3 separate regions of the Homo sapiens genome follow, and all the other regions are linked to region 3. The links are chromatin contacts, found by Hi-C or POLR2A ChIA-PET in ENCODE. All regions are on one chromosome and are shown on one strand. The core of a region is the stretch at or near the end of the contact, and the rest is flanking DNA. Distances in the headings are between cores, read along the strand shown. Region 1 overlaps ALG9 (ALG9 alpha-1,2-mannosyltransferase). Region 2 overlaps DIXDC1 (DIX domain containing 1). Region 3 overlaps LINC02762 (long intergenic non-protein coding RNA 2762).

Evidence for each region. A loop is a pair of places that touch in the nucleus more often than their neighbours do. ChIA-PET counts read pairs that join two places held with the same protein, here RNA polymerase II (POLR2A). Pooled maps may share reads with other maps.
Region 1: a pooled map shows a loop between it and region 3 (5-fold over the local background). The contact joins two enhancer-like sites. A Hi-C loop is called at or near these places in 5 of 50 pooled maps. POLR2A ChIA-PET finds 5 or more read pairs at or near these places in 3 of 52 experiments (HEK293, HepG2 and activated CD4-positive, alpha-beta T cell).
Region 2: a loop to region 3 is called in a pooled map, with 4 times the contacts of the local background. The contact joins two enhancer-like sites. A Hi-C loop is called at or near these places in 1 of 37 single-sample maps with no recorded cell type and 5 of 50 pooled maps. POLR2A ChIA-PET finds 5 or more read pairs at or near these places in 2 of 52 experiments (Panc1 and endothelial cell of umbilical vein).

The regions. Positions count from the first base shown.
Region 1 is chr11:111,838,931-111,843,197 of GRCh38, reverse strand. ALG9 (ALG9 alpha-1,2-mannosyltransferase) reads left to right here. Exons shown (of 15, transcript NM_024740.2): 10 at 2,389-2,543. Among named protein-coding and RNA genes, the nearest start is that of ALG9, 31 kb to the left of the region's middle. RefSeq lists an enhancer at 3,695-4,196. Within about 2 kb of position 1,562, at least 7 of the 41 ENCODE cell types and tissues checked have a DNase peak (open chromatin) inside an H3K27ac peak, as active enhancers do.
Region 2 is chr11:111,994,775-111,999,082 of GRCh38, reverse strand. It overlaps DIXDC1 (DIX domain containing 1), which reads right to left. Exons shown (of 20, transcript NM_001037954.4): 15 at 3,975-4,064; 16 at 3,519-3,680; 17 at 2,937-3,003. Among named protein-coding and RNA genes, the nearest start is that of DLAT, 28 kb to the left of the region's middle. Within about 2 kb of position 2,287, at least 3 of the 41 ENCODE cell types and tissues checked have a DNase peak (open chromatin) inside an H3K27ac peak, as active enhancers do.
Region 3 is chr11:112,278,251-112,282,160 of GRCh38, reverse strand. The region is part of intron 1 of LINC02762 (long intergenic non-protein coding RNA 2762); the gene reads right to left. Among named protein-coding and RNA genes, the nearest start is that of LINC02762, 9.5 kb to the right of the region's middle. RefSeq lists an enhancer at 1,730-1,819. Within about 2 kb of position 1,525, at least 9 of the 41 ENCODE cell types and tissues checked have a DNase peak (open chromatin) inside an H3K27ac peak, as active enhancers do.

The DNA.
Region 1 (4,267 bases), core at 313-2,812, 440 kb after region 3:
CTGTTTGCTCCCTTGAGGTGTTAACTTATTCCTCTATCCCTTCTATTTCTTAAGGATCACTTTTTCTTTTTTTGAAAATAGCTATTTTTCTGACTATAAAAATAATTTATGATAGCTGGGAGCAGTGGCACGTGCATATAGTTCCAGCTGCCCGGGAGGCTACGGTGGGAGGATTGCTTGAGCCCAGGAGTTCGAGACCACTCTGGGCAACATAGTGAGACCTGTGTCTCTGTTTTTAAAAACAACAATAATAATTATTTATGCTTGTGGAAAATTTGGAAATGCTTGTAACGTCAGTAAAAAAACAGGATATTAAGCTGTTCTCTACAGTATGATAAAATTTTAAGTATAAAATATTGGTTTAAAATGCATAATGTATGCACATATCTACCTAGTAAGAAAACATTTTCTGTTTTTTTCTTTATATTTTTATGTGATTTTAGAATAGAACCAATACTTTTTTAAGAGAAAAAAGACCAGGCACAGTGGCTCATGCCTATAATCCCAGTATTTTGGGAGCACGAGGTGGGAGGATTGCTTGAACCCAGGAGTTCAAGACCAGCCTGGGTGAGATAGCAAGACCCTGTCACTACGAAAAAAATTAAAAAATTAACCGGGCATGGCGATGCACACCTGTAGTCCCAGCTACTTGGGAGGCTGAGGTGGGAGGATTGCTTAAGCCTAGGAGGTCAAGGCTACAGTGAGCCATGGTTGTGCCACTATGCTCCAGCCTGGGTGACAGAGCGAGACCCTGTCTCAAGAGAAAAAAAAAGTCCCCCAAACCATAGAAAATTATTAAGAAGCAGGAAAGAAATTACTCTTGATTTCATCATATCTAGCTGTGGTTGTGATTTTGTATATTTTATGGAGGACATTTCAAAATTTTTTGCCTTATTAAAAAAAGATTACTCGTTAGCCTTTAAGGTACAGAAGAGAAAAGGACTGTTTACTTGTGGACAATAAGTGGATTTATTTTCTTCTAATTAAAAAACCCCACCTTAGGCCAGGCACAGTGGCTCACGCCTGTAATCCCAGCACTTTGAGAGGCCGAGGCGGGTGGATCACCTGAGGTCAGAAGTTCAAGACCAGCATGACCAACACTGTGAAACCCCATCTCCACTAAAAATACAACAGTTAGCCTGGTGTGTTGATGCATGCCTGTAATCCCAGCTACTAAGGAGGCTGAGGCAGGAGAATCATTCGAACCTGGGAGGTAGAGGTTGCAGTGAGCCGAGATTGTGCCACTGCACTTCAGCTTGGGTGACAGAGAGAGACTCCGTCTCAGAAAACAAAAAACAAAAAACCTCCCCCTTAAAATATACTACCTAGAAAGGTATATATTCTAAATTATTATCTAAAATCCCATAATGTCTTAGAGCAAAAGTTGAAACAAAATCTTGTTATTGTAGTTCAAGAATTTTTATCCTTAAAGAATTTCTACAGTGAAAGTGATAGCCTAGGAATGCTAAATTAGGCATAGCTAAAGTGGATCTTGACGATAATCCTGATCTTGTAAACTGGCTTACTGTTAACATGGTGGACACCAGGGGGCGCTGTCTATCTACCATTTGCCCGCATTTGCGTTGCTCATTATCACTCCTGTAAACGCAGTAGGAGATGCCTTCACTGTGGGTTGCAGGCTTATCTCTCATTTCTCATGTACCTAACCACGGGAACTTTCCAGCAGGTTCTTGGGTTTTAGTGTTCATTACATTCCTTTAATTCTTTCACATGCTTTAAGTACATTTTTGTTCCAATTTGGGGATCCGGAGTGGATGAGTATTGCAAAATGGAGAGAAAACAATCACTGAACTTCCTTTAAGAGCATTTTTATGTTTGCCTTGAAACAAACTCCGTCATTTGTGGCTTGATGAAAACCAGTAATGAATTTGAGAATCCAACAATTTTGTTTTCCTTTGATCCATGGCTATTTGAACAGACTGATTGGTGTATAGATAAGAGACACCAATTAAACAGAACATTGGAATTAAAACCCCAGAAATGAATTTATGTTATGCTTTTGGTTAAACTCAGGAACTTTTCGTCTTAGTGGCAGGACTCATTAAAGGAGACGGCTTATTTTTCCTTCATCTAACGTAGAATTTATTAAGTTCTATTAGCCATTAACTTGACATTTATATGTGTCCTAACCAAATCTAGTATTGTGCTTGTTGTTAGAGTTTAGATCTCTTGGGAGAGCTAAGGAGTATATTCTTCTCTCCTTTTGATGCCTTTATGGCATTGGAGAAAGTGTGAATACAAGAGTAGAAACATTCTATGGAGTGTCCTAGGGCATACTCCTAAATTTGAGATCAAGATAACACTAAAACTAAATATGTTGTTTTGTTCTAATATAATGAAAGATGGGTATTTTTCTGTGTCTTGCAGTTCAGAATTTAGGCCACCCGTATTGGCTTACCTTGGCTCCAATGTATATTTGGTTTATAATTTTCTTCATCCAGCCTCACAAAGAGGAGAGATTTCTTTTCCCTGTGTATCCACTTATATGTCTCTGTGGCGCTGTGGCTCTCTCTGCACTTCAGGTGAGTTTCAGGGAGAAGTGTATCTGCCTCATTCTTTTTTACTTATTAAATAATTGCTCACAAACTTAAGTGCAAATTACAGAATGCTTCCACCTAAGATATTTTATCCATAACATTAAACCTGATATAGATCATATTATTAAACCTTCTTATATTGATTGCTTAGCTGTTTACCATACTTGTATTTGCTGATTACATGTTTGCAGTGTTAATTTGTGTGTTACTTTGCCTCTGTTACCAACAGGAATCCAATTGCAGAATTCCATTCTGTGGCAGAAGTAATGGAATGTCTGCTCTTTGAACTGCTAGATCATAACAAAACTTGCTCAAGAGTTTGGGATCACAGCAGGCAGTTCACAGTATGGGGCACTTTGTAATCCTGGTTGAAAACCTGCCCAGGTCAATTCTCTGGCAGAGCTCATCTTAACTCTGTTTGAATATCTCTGTACTTACGGCTTCAGTAGCCTCAGAACCCTGTATTGCCCTCTGCTACCATTTGCAGTTGGCAGAAAAAAAATAATTAGGATGATAGGTTTTTTTCTTAACAGGTTTTTTGAGATATAATTCACAAACCATACAGTTTACCTATTTAAAGGGTATGATTCAGTGGTTTTTAGTCTATTCACAGATGTGTGCAGTTGTCACCACAGTCAGTTTTAGATCAAAAACCCTGTACCCTTTAGCTATTGTTCCCCCATTCCCTTTCTCATCTCTCACCAGCCCTAAGTAACCATTAATCTACTTTCTGTTCTTATAGATTTGCCTATTCTGAACATTTCCTATACATGGAAACATATGATATGTGGTCTTTTGTGACTGGCTTTTCTTAACATAATGTTTTCAAGGTTCATCAATATTAGGTGATAGTTTTAAAAAATAATTTTAATTATAAAAGTAATTGAACTTTATTGCAGATAATTTAGGAAGTAGTAAAAGAAAAATTAGTCACATTAACCTAACAAAAACTCCTCCCAGCATTTTTGTATATCATATACCAAGGTTTGTTATAGTTGTAATAATAAGTATACATGTAACTTTATATCCCCCCCCCCCTTTTTTTTTTTTTGAGACGGAATCTTGCTCTGTCGCCCAGGCTGGATGGAGTGCAGTGGCGCAATCTCGGCTCACTGCAAGCTCTGCCTCTCGGGTTCACACCATTCTCCTGCCTCAGTCCCCCGGGTAGCTGGGACTACAGGCGCCCGCCACCACGCCCGGCTAATTTTTGTATTTTTAGTAGAGACGGGGTTTTCACTGTGTTAGCCAGGATGGTCTCGATCTCATGACCTTGTGATCCTCCCGTCTCGGCCTCCCAAAGTGCTGGGATTACAGGCGTGAGCCACCGCACCCAGCCACTTTATATCCCTTTTAATTTAATATTGTAACATTCTCTGTGCTTATCATTTTAGTAGCTGTAGAATGTTCTGAGTTGGATATAATATATAGCATTATTATGTAATATGTAATATATTGACTTGACTTTATATAATGTAATTATTGGATATAATTCATGGTAGAATTTAGGTTGCTCATTTATTCAGTATTATGCTAGGATAAATATCTTCATTTAGATATTTAGATTGATTCCTCAGGATAGATTCCAAAAAATATGAAAAAGGTTCAAACAGATTTATGCCATTTGTTATATATTGGAAAATTGCTTTCTGTAAGTAGTTTCTGTCTAGAAGGGAAGGAAGGAAGGGAAGAAGTCTGAGTAGAAGGTACTC
Region 2 (4,308 bases), core at 1,038-3,537, 280 kb after region 3:
TGCTCAAATTCTTCAATATTACTTTGGTTCCATAAAAAAGGAAACTAAGATTCAGTGACATTAACATTCTTGCCCATGGTCACACACTGTGCTGAATGGTGCAGCCCAAATTGTACCCTAGATCTGTTTGATTGTATATTCTGTATTTTTCCCTCTCTATTGTTTTGTGTCCAGTTTTGGACATGACTTTACAGTGCCTTGGGACCTACAGAGAGAGATATCTAGTTTACATTTAAAAATATAGTACTAGGCCAGGCGCGGTGGCTCACGCCTGTAATCCCAGCACTTTGGGAGGCCGGGGTGGGTGGATTGCCTGAGCTCAAGAGTTCAAGACCAGCCTGGGCAACACAGTGAAACCCTGTCTCTACTAAAATACAAAAAATTAGCCGGGCGTGGTGGCGGGCGCCTGTAATCAGGAGGCTGAGGCAGGAGAATCACTTGAACCCTGGAGGCAGAGCTTGCAGTGAGTCGAGATCACGCCATTGCACTCCAGCCTGGGCAACAGAGCGAGACTCTGTCTCAAAGTAAATAAAAATAAAAATAAAAAATAGTACTGAAGCTCAGAAAATAACTGAGATTTGAGATAAAACATAAAAATTATCGGCACACAAGTGTAGTTAAAGCCAGGGGAGTGGAAGAGGTCACCTGACGCCAAAGACAATATGAAAAGGCTTAGGTTTAGGCTTCAATTGGATGGAATCCCAGGACACATCAACATTCAAGAATTAGAGCAGAATAAAAGGAGATTCAAGAGGGACTAGAAGGAAAACTCAGGTATTTACTTCACTACCTGCAAGTGCCAAGTCTAACCTCTTCATCTCTATATCTCCAGCATCTAACATTGATGGTGAATAATGGATGCTTAGTAAATATGTTAAATGAATATCTGAATGACACTGAAACTGAAGAAGAAGAAAGTTTCCAGGAGACTTTTAGAGAATAGTAAATGCTTTTGAAAAGACAATGAAAGATAAGGTTTAAAAAGTAACCACTTGATTAGGCGACAAGAAAGTCAACAGAGACCCAACAAGAAGAACACTAAGCAAAGTAACAGATAAAAGACTGTAGTGGGCTGAGTAGTGAACAGGAAGTGAGGAAGAAAAGAGAGCAAATATAGACTCTTCTTTTAAGAATTTTGATGTACAGGAGTAAGAGAAATAAGTCAGTAGCTAGAGAGCTGGCAGAAGTTACACAGATTTTTGTATTTTCAGATAAGAGATATTTCAGCTTATTTGTGAATACAGTTATCACTGGAAGCATTAGATTAACATCTTAGTTTTCAAGCAGCTATAGATTTATTTGTAGTACTTTAAATAAATACTATATATGCACAAAGTAATTTTTTGGGGGGGAATTTATTGTACTTAAAAAAGAAATTTCTAAGTATTTACACCTATTTATATTGGCAGTTTACACTAATCTGAAGAAATCAATGAATAAAATAATAATAATAATCCTCTACAAACAATAGAAATGACTATTTTGAAACACTGCTAGAAAAGGAAACTGAAACTAATTCTGGTAATAAAATAATTCATTGCCAACATGGCGAAACCCCATCTCTACTAAAAATACAAAAATTAGCCAGGCGTGGTAGTGCACGTCTGTAATCCCAGCTACTGGGGAGCCTGAGGCAGAAGAATTGCTTGAACCCGGGAGACAGAGGTTGCAGTGAACAGAGATTGCGCCACTGCACTCCAGCCTGGGCAACAAGAGTGAAACTCCATCCCCCGCCGCTAAAAAAAAAAAATTTGTTTCATTCCCAGCATAGATAACCTCATCCAAGAGGAAAAGATATCTGGGATCAGAGGTTTGAAATGCTATTTTATTTACTCCACAAAAAAATTTTACATTTCATATTTTTGCAAGTATTTTCAGATTTTTACTTTAGGTTTCTTAATGTGCTTTTAAAAATTTATATGTAACATACAAAACTGTTTCTAGTCAGCTTTTTACTATTTGGTTTTTATAAATTATTAGATACCTTTTGATTAGGCCTGATTAAAAGATAAGAAAACATGAACATTACTAAGCCACAAAAGGCAAAATACAAACTAAAATAGAAATTACCAGGCAGGGTAGCTTTCCAACAAGTTTGAACAAATGGGAAAAAATATAGAGTGGGCACGGAGCAGGTTAAAATACACTTCCTAGCCATGGCCATTAGATGGTGCAAACATTTTGCAGGACTTAAACTAAACGCCTTAAGCACTCAAAGTTTTTATTTTATTTTGAGATGGAGTCTTACTCTGTCACCCACGCTGGAGTGCAATGGCGCAATCTGGGTTCACCACAACCTCCACCTCCTGGGTTCAAGTGATTCTCTTGCCTCAGCCTCATGAGTAGCTGGGATTACAGGCGTGTGCCACCACACCTGGCTAATTTTTGTATTTTTAATAGAGATGGGGTTCACCATGTTGGCCAGGCTGGTCTTGAACTCCTGACCTCAGGTGATCCACCCACCTCAGCCTCCCAAAGTGCTGGGATTACAGGCGTGAGCCACCGCGCCCGGCCTGAGCACTCAAAGTTTTAAGAATATCTCCAAAGAAATTAAACGCCTTGCTTCAAGGAAGAAGTGGAAATTTTTTTTGTGCTGTTTGGGAGTGTAGAAAAATTTACGTATGTATGTGTTTTTGTTGTTTTATATTTTGCTTTTTCAGCATAAATCTTTTGAGCTTCTGTGTTCTTCAAAGATATTTTAGCCTCTCTGAGTCAACAGCATCCTGCCTGCACGTGGCTAAATGGCACTGGGGGTGGTGATGGCATATGTCTTCATAGTCTTAGAACTAACTCAATTGCAGTATTGCTACAGAAACAAAATAGTATAAAAGTGAAGTACTACAAGAAAAATTACATCCCCAAAATGTAGTGTGAAAAATACTAAATTTCTGGTCTAATATGCTAGGAGTCCCTACTGAGCAAAAATGGGTACTTACTTGAGTTAGGGGGCCAGGACTCCCGGTATTCACTACCTACTTGAGTTCTGGGTGACTTGACCCGAACCTGGGGAGCCACACAAAAATCACAAGAGTTATGATCAATGAGAGAACTTAACCAAGAAATTTAAATCATAAAAGTGTGCTTAAAATACTACATACTTTTCTACCATCTCTTCCACAACATATAAAATCTAATATATTTATCCTAACAATAATAATATATATGAAAGGCTTTCTGGTTTCCAGTGCATTTTCCGTATATTTTCTCATCCAAGGCCAAGCTCAATCAGGGGTAGGTGGGAGGGGAAGAAGCGTAAAGGGAGACCCTGTGGGGTCAAGAGCCACAATCTTTACACAGCTACAGTTGCTGGGAGCAAGTATGACCATGAACTTCTTCTCTGGATTGTCATACCATGATGAATAGTCAGTTCCACTGAGAGAAAAAACAATAGAGAAAAACAACTCTAACCTTTAACAGGGTCTTGTATCTCTTCACACTGCCTTCATCTCAATTAAAATTCTTAAAACCCAGCTTTCTCAGGAGCTTGCCTAAGAGAGATACCACAGCAAGAGGGTTACCTTTCTTTCTTGTTTCTTCTGCGTCTCCATAACATGCAGGCGCTCCATGAGGCTAGAAATGCCCTGCTCCAAGCTGTCAATAGTGTGGTGCTGAGGATCGTGGCCACTGAAGCTGTTGCGCAGGCTGCGGAGAGCATCTCGAACAAGCTGCAGGTCGCTGGTCTGTGGGCAAAAATAAGGTGTTGCTGGCATGGCACGGTGCCACTTCCCAACCACTGGGCTTAAAAGGATATAGGAGAGAAGTTTCCAGAAGATTTTTCCCCCACAGAAGCAGGCCTATGGTTTGCCCACTAATTCTTAATTTTGGATAGCAAGTGCCTCACATCTTTACACACTCCACAGATCCAGGAATTAGGGAACTGGAATATAAAAGGCCTCATCCACTGGCCATGGCTTTGGCACTCTTCTGGTTTCAGTGAGAAGTGGCAGGACTCCATCAAAACTCCAGGTACGTACCCCTCTGTTGCTGACTGAAGTAGCTCCTTTTCCTGCCGTTGGAAGGAGAAAACCATTGCTTTGAGAGTTGTGACTGTTGTAGTTGGTCGCCTACAGCAGCATGAAGAAATGTTGCTTGTTAAAGGGAGAATTGTAAACCAGATGTGCTATCTTATTTTTCTTCTTTACATTTATCACTTCCTGATGAAGTATATAATTGTCTGTTTAATGGCTCTCTTTATTAGAATGTATCTTTCTTAAGTATAGATTTTTTTTCCCCTTTTGGTCACTGCTGTATGCCCAGCACTTGACACTTAGTACGCATTGTTGGATGTGAATAAAGGAAATGCTAACC
Region 3 (3,910 bases), core at 276-2,775:
ACCCAGCTCCCAGACAAGGGTTCCAACTCACAGCTGCTACATGTGAGCTCCCAGATGGGATAGCTCTATAATGTGCCGCACCTACATCCCCATTTAAAGGAAACCGCCTGCCCTCATCCCCTGCCACAGGTACTTCCCAGCAGGGCAGTTCTGTTTTATGGCACACTCTCCCCTGCCCAGCTAATTGCAACAGGAAGCAGACTCCCAAACAGCTCATTCATTGGCTGGCTAGAGACTTTTGAAGTGGCCCAGCACCTGAAAAAGGGGAAGGGTGTGTCAATTAGATTTCTATCTCAGAAAGCAAAACTGGAAAATGTCAAGAAAATCAGTCCGTTGGTGGCGGGAGCCAAGGCTGAAATGTCCTGGAGTGCAGCAAGTGGAGAGAGGCTGAAGGGACCACAGTGAGTGAGGGGTAAACCAAAGTTATGAATCAGCAGAAGCTGTGGCGCAGGGAAGAGGCAGGTGCAGAAAACAAGGCAAGGGAGCTGCCAGTGGCGAGCGGAGAATGGAGGACCTGCTCACAGAAGCCAGGTCGCCTTACTGGGGGAGAGCCAGAGCAAAGATCCAGGACTCCTGCTGGAGTGTAACCTCAGATCCAAATGCAGGCTCTGTGGACATTCTTGCTCCCTTGTTGCTCCCTTCTCCTTCCAGCTACCTCCCCAACTTCACTTGTACTGGTGTGTGAAGGCATCTGGTTATTGCCGCTTAAAGAACCCGGCCGGGCACGGTGGCTCACACCTGTAATCCCAGCACTTTGGGAGGGCGAGGCGGGCAGATCGCTTGAGTTCAGGAGTTCCAGACCAGCCTGGGCAACATGGCGAAACCCTATCTCTACAAAAAATGCAAAACAATTACCCAGGTGTGGTGGCACATGCCTGTAGTCCCAGCTATTTTGGGGGCTGAGGTGGGATGATCGCTGGATCCCAGGAGGTCAAGGCTGCAATGAGCCAAGATCATACCACTGCACTCCAGCCTGGATGACAAAGTGAGACCCTGTCTCAAAAAAAAAAAAAAAAAAAAACCACCTCAGTTCAACCATTAGCAAGTAGAGATGGACAGAGAAAGTCACACACACAAAAAAAGCCAATCAATAAGGAAACCACCTAAAAGAAGAACAATTATTTTACAGTTTCTGGGAATAATACTAATTAACATGTGTATAACCATTTGCAAATTTTGGCTTAGGATAATCATGAGAAACATAGAAATTGAATCTGAGTTCTGTCTCACCAGTCACCATTGCAGAATCAGTTCATTTTAGTCAGAAGGCCAGATAGGGGACTTTGCAATCTACAGCTCACCCTGTCACATCTCAGTGGATCTTTTTGAGGTGGGGGAAAAAAAAAAAAAAAAAAAACCTTGAGAAGCGAGGGCCAGGGGAAGGGAGGAAAGCATCTTGAAATAGACCATGGTGGCCACTAGAGGGAGATGCTACCTTGTGAAACATTTCACGGCCCGCTACTTCCAGGGAGAGTTCTCAGCTGAGACCAGAGAACGTGAAGGGACCTGCTCCCCTTCCTCCTCTTTTAGAGACGAGATGAGGCAGCATCCTCTCTGGAACCGAACGGGCTCTCCTCCGCGTTGGTGAAGACAAGGCCATGTTCTACAAAGTTCATGCATAACCCATCGTTCCTGCGGACCAAGGCAACAGGAATGGCCATCGTCTGGAGGGGCCGGCTGAAAGAGAGCCGGAAGAAGAAATGTCTAATGCTGCCCTCAAACATCTGAGAGAATACGGAGAAGGGCCACATTTGCTATGCGCGGCTTCAAATGGCGGAACTAGGACCCATGGCTGAGAGCTACAAGGAGAAACCACTCAGTACAAGAAGGGCTCCTTGGAAACACAGCTGACCAAATTGTGGAGTGGATCCAGCTGACACTGACCATTTTTGGGTGTGGCATAGATGGGCGACCACACTGTGTGGGCAGTTGGTCTCACCGCCTCTAAGACACCTTCCATCTCTGAGAACCTGCAGGAAGGAGAGAAGTGGCCTTGCGACCCCCACCCGCCCCGCCCACGCCGAGTGCTTCTTTGCCGCCCATCCTACCGCGTGCCACCAGGGGGCGCCGCTGCTCTGGAAGACGCCTTACCACTGAGGTTTCAGAGCCAATCCCTGAGAGCCAAGTGCCCACCCTCAACCAAAAGACCACCTGTTAGGTCGAGATAGCACAATGAATCTGGATTGGTTGCACCTCCGCTATTCCAAACACATTGCAATAGTACATAAAGTATAAAAAGAGAAAACCAAAAGATATAGTTCCTGCCCACTGCCGTGGCTCACACCTGTAATCCCAGTGCTTTGGGAAGCCAAGGTGGGAGGATTGCTTGAGGCCAGGAGTTTGAGATCAGCCTAGGCAACATAGCAAAGCCCCGTCTCTACAAAAAAAAAAAAAAAAAAAAAAAAATAGCCAGGTGTGGTGGCAAGCACCTGCAGTCCTAGCTATTTGGGAAGCTGAGGAGGGAGGATCGCTTGAGCCCAAGAGTTCAAGGTTACAGTAAGCTATGATTGTGCCAATGCACTCCAGCCTTGGGACAGAATGAGAACTTGTCTCTAAAAAAAAAAAAAAAGATATAGTTGAGCTGAAAAAAATATGTATGAATATCTCTTTGGATCAGAAAAGGAAGATAAACCCAAAGCAGTGAGCAAGGCTGAAGCTCCAGGACGGCTGCCCAGTGCTACCTGGGGTTACAAATTCCTGGGGAGCCATGGGCCCGGGGAGGGGAAGGACAAAGCCTCCCTTCCAGGAACTGAGACAAGCCACCCACTGTGCTGTCTCCAGTATCTGTTGTCACCAGCCACCTTCATGAGGCGTTTCTAGACCTGGGGTTCAGAGGGACAGGAGGAAGCAACTGCAAAACCTCTAGACAGGTGCAGTTGAACAATCAGAAGAGAAAGAAGAAAAAATCCAAAAGCCTCCCATTCCACATGAGCCTGCAAATCCAAAATTACAAAACACAGGAAGAACCTCATGCTAAGCCTAGCAGCCAGCAGCACCAACACTCTGAACATGAATCAATCCAGACAAAATTAGTATTCAGAAGCAGCATGACATACATGCATACATTGAAGCTGATAAGAGAAAAAGGAAGCATAATGCTGTCATCCACACAGGGTGAATGTCCAAATAGCACATGCCGCTGGCCTGCTGAGGAGCACCCCTTGGGGTCCACTCACAGAGAGGACCAGGAACACGTGTGCAGGTCCCCATGACCCTTTTCTCCTAGGTTAGCACTGTACTGCCTGGGAGGGGAAAAGAAGCAAAAGTTGCTTCCTGGGAGAGTCAGGAAGGGACATTCTACTGATGACACTAGTGGTTTGGGGCCTATCCGGGACTAAAGCAGCCCCTCTCTTGAGCCCCGTGTCCTCAAAGAGAGACTAGTAGATTGAAAAAGTACTGGTTCAAGGAATGTGAAACCTGCTATTAATTGATTTATTACTTTAGACAAGTCACTTTCCTTCTCAGAGCTTCTGTTTCCCCAACAGTAAAATGATGTTAAACAGATCATCCCTAAGATAAGGTTATCTTTGATAACCCAGGTAAGGTTATCATTCTAAAAGAAAGGAATCAGTAACTCATCTCTTTAATTCTTTCATTTTTAATACAAGCCTAGCACCTTTTCTTTTCTAAGTACAGTATTTAATTTCTGGTTGTAATATTAATCTATGTTCATTAGTAAAAGGGAAAAACTCAAAGAAGGAAATAAAAATGACTGCAATGTCACCAGTTAGAGACAACACTGCTAACATTTGCTGTAATTTCCAGTGACCTTTCTTTTACTGTGCTAATATAAATATGAGGGTGCTTTTTTTTTTTTACAGAAATCAGGTAATAATATTCACTGCTAACTGAACATCTACTACCTGTCAGACACAGGACCAAGTGCTATACAAACATCTCACCAATCTTT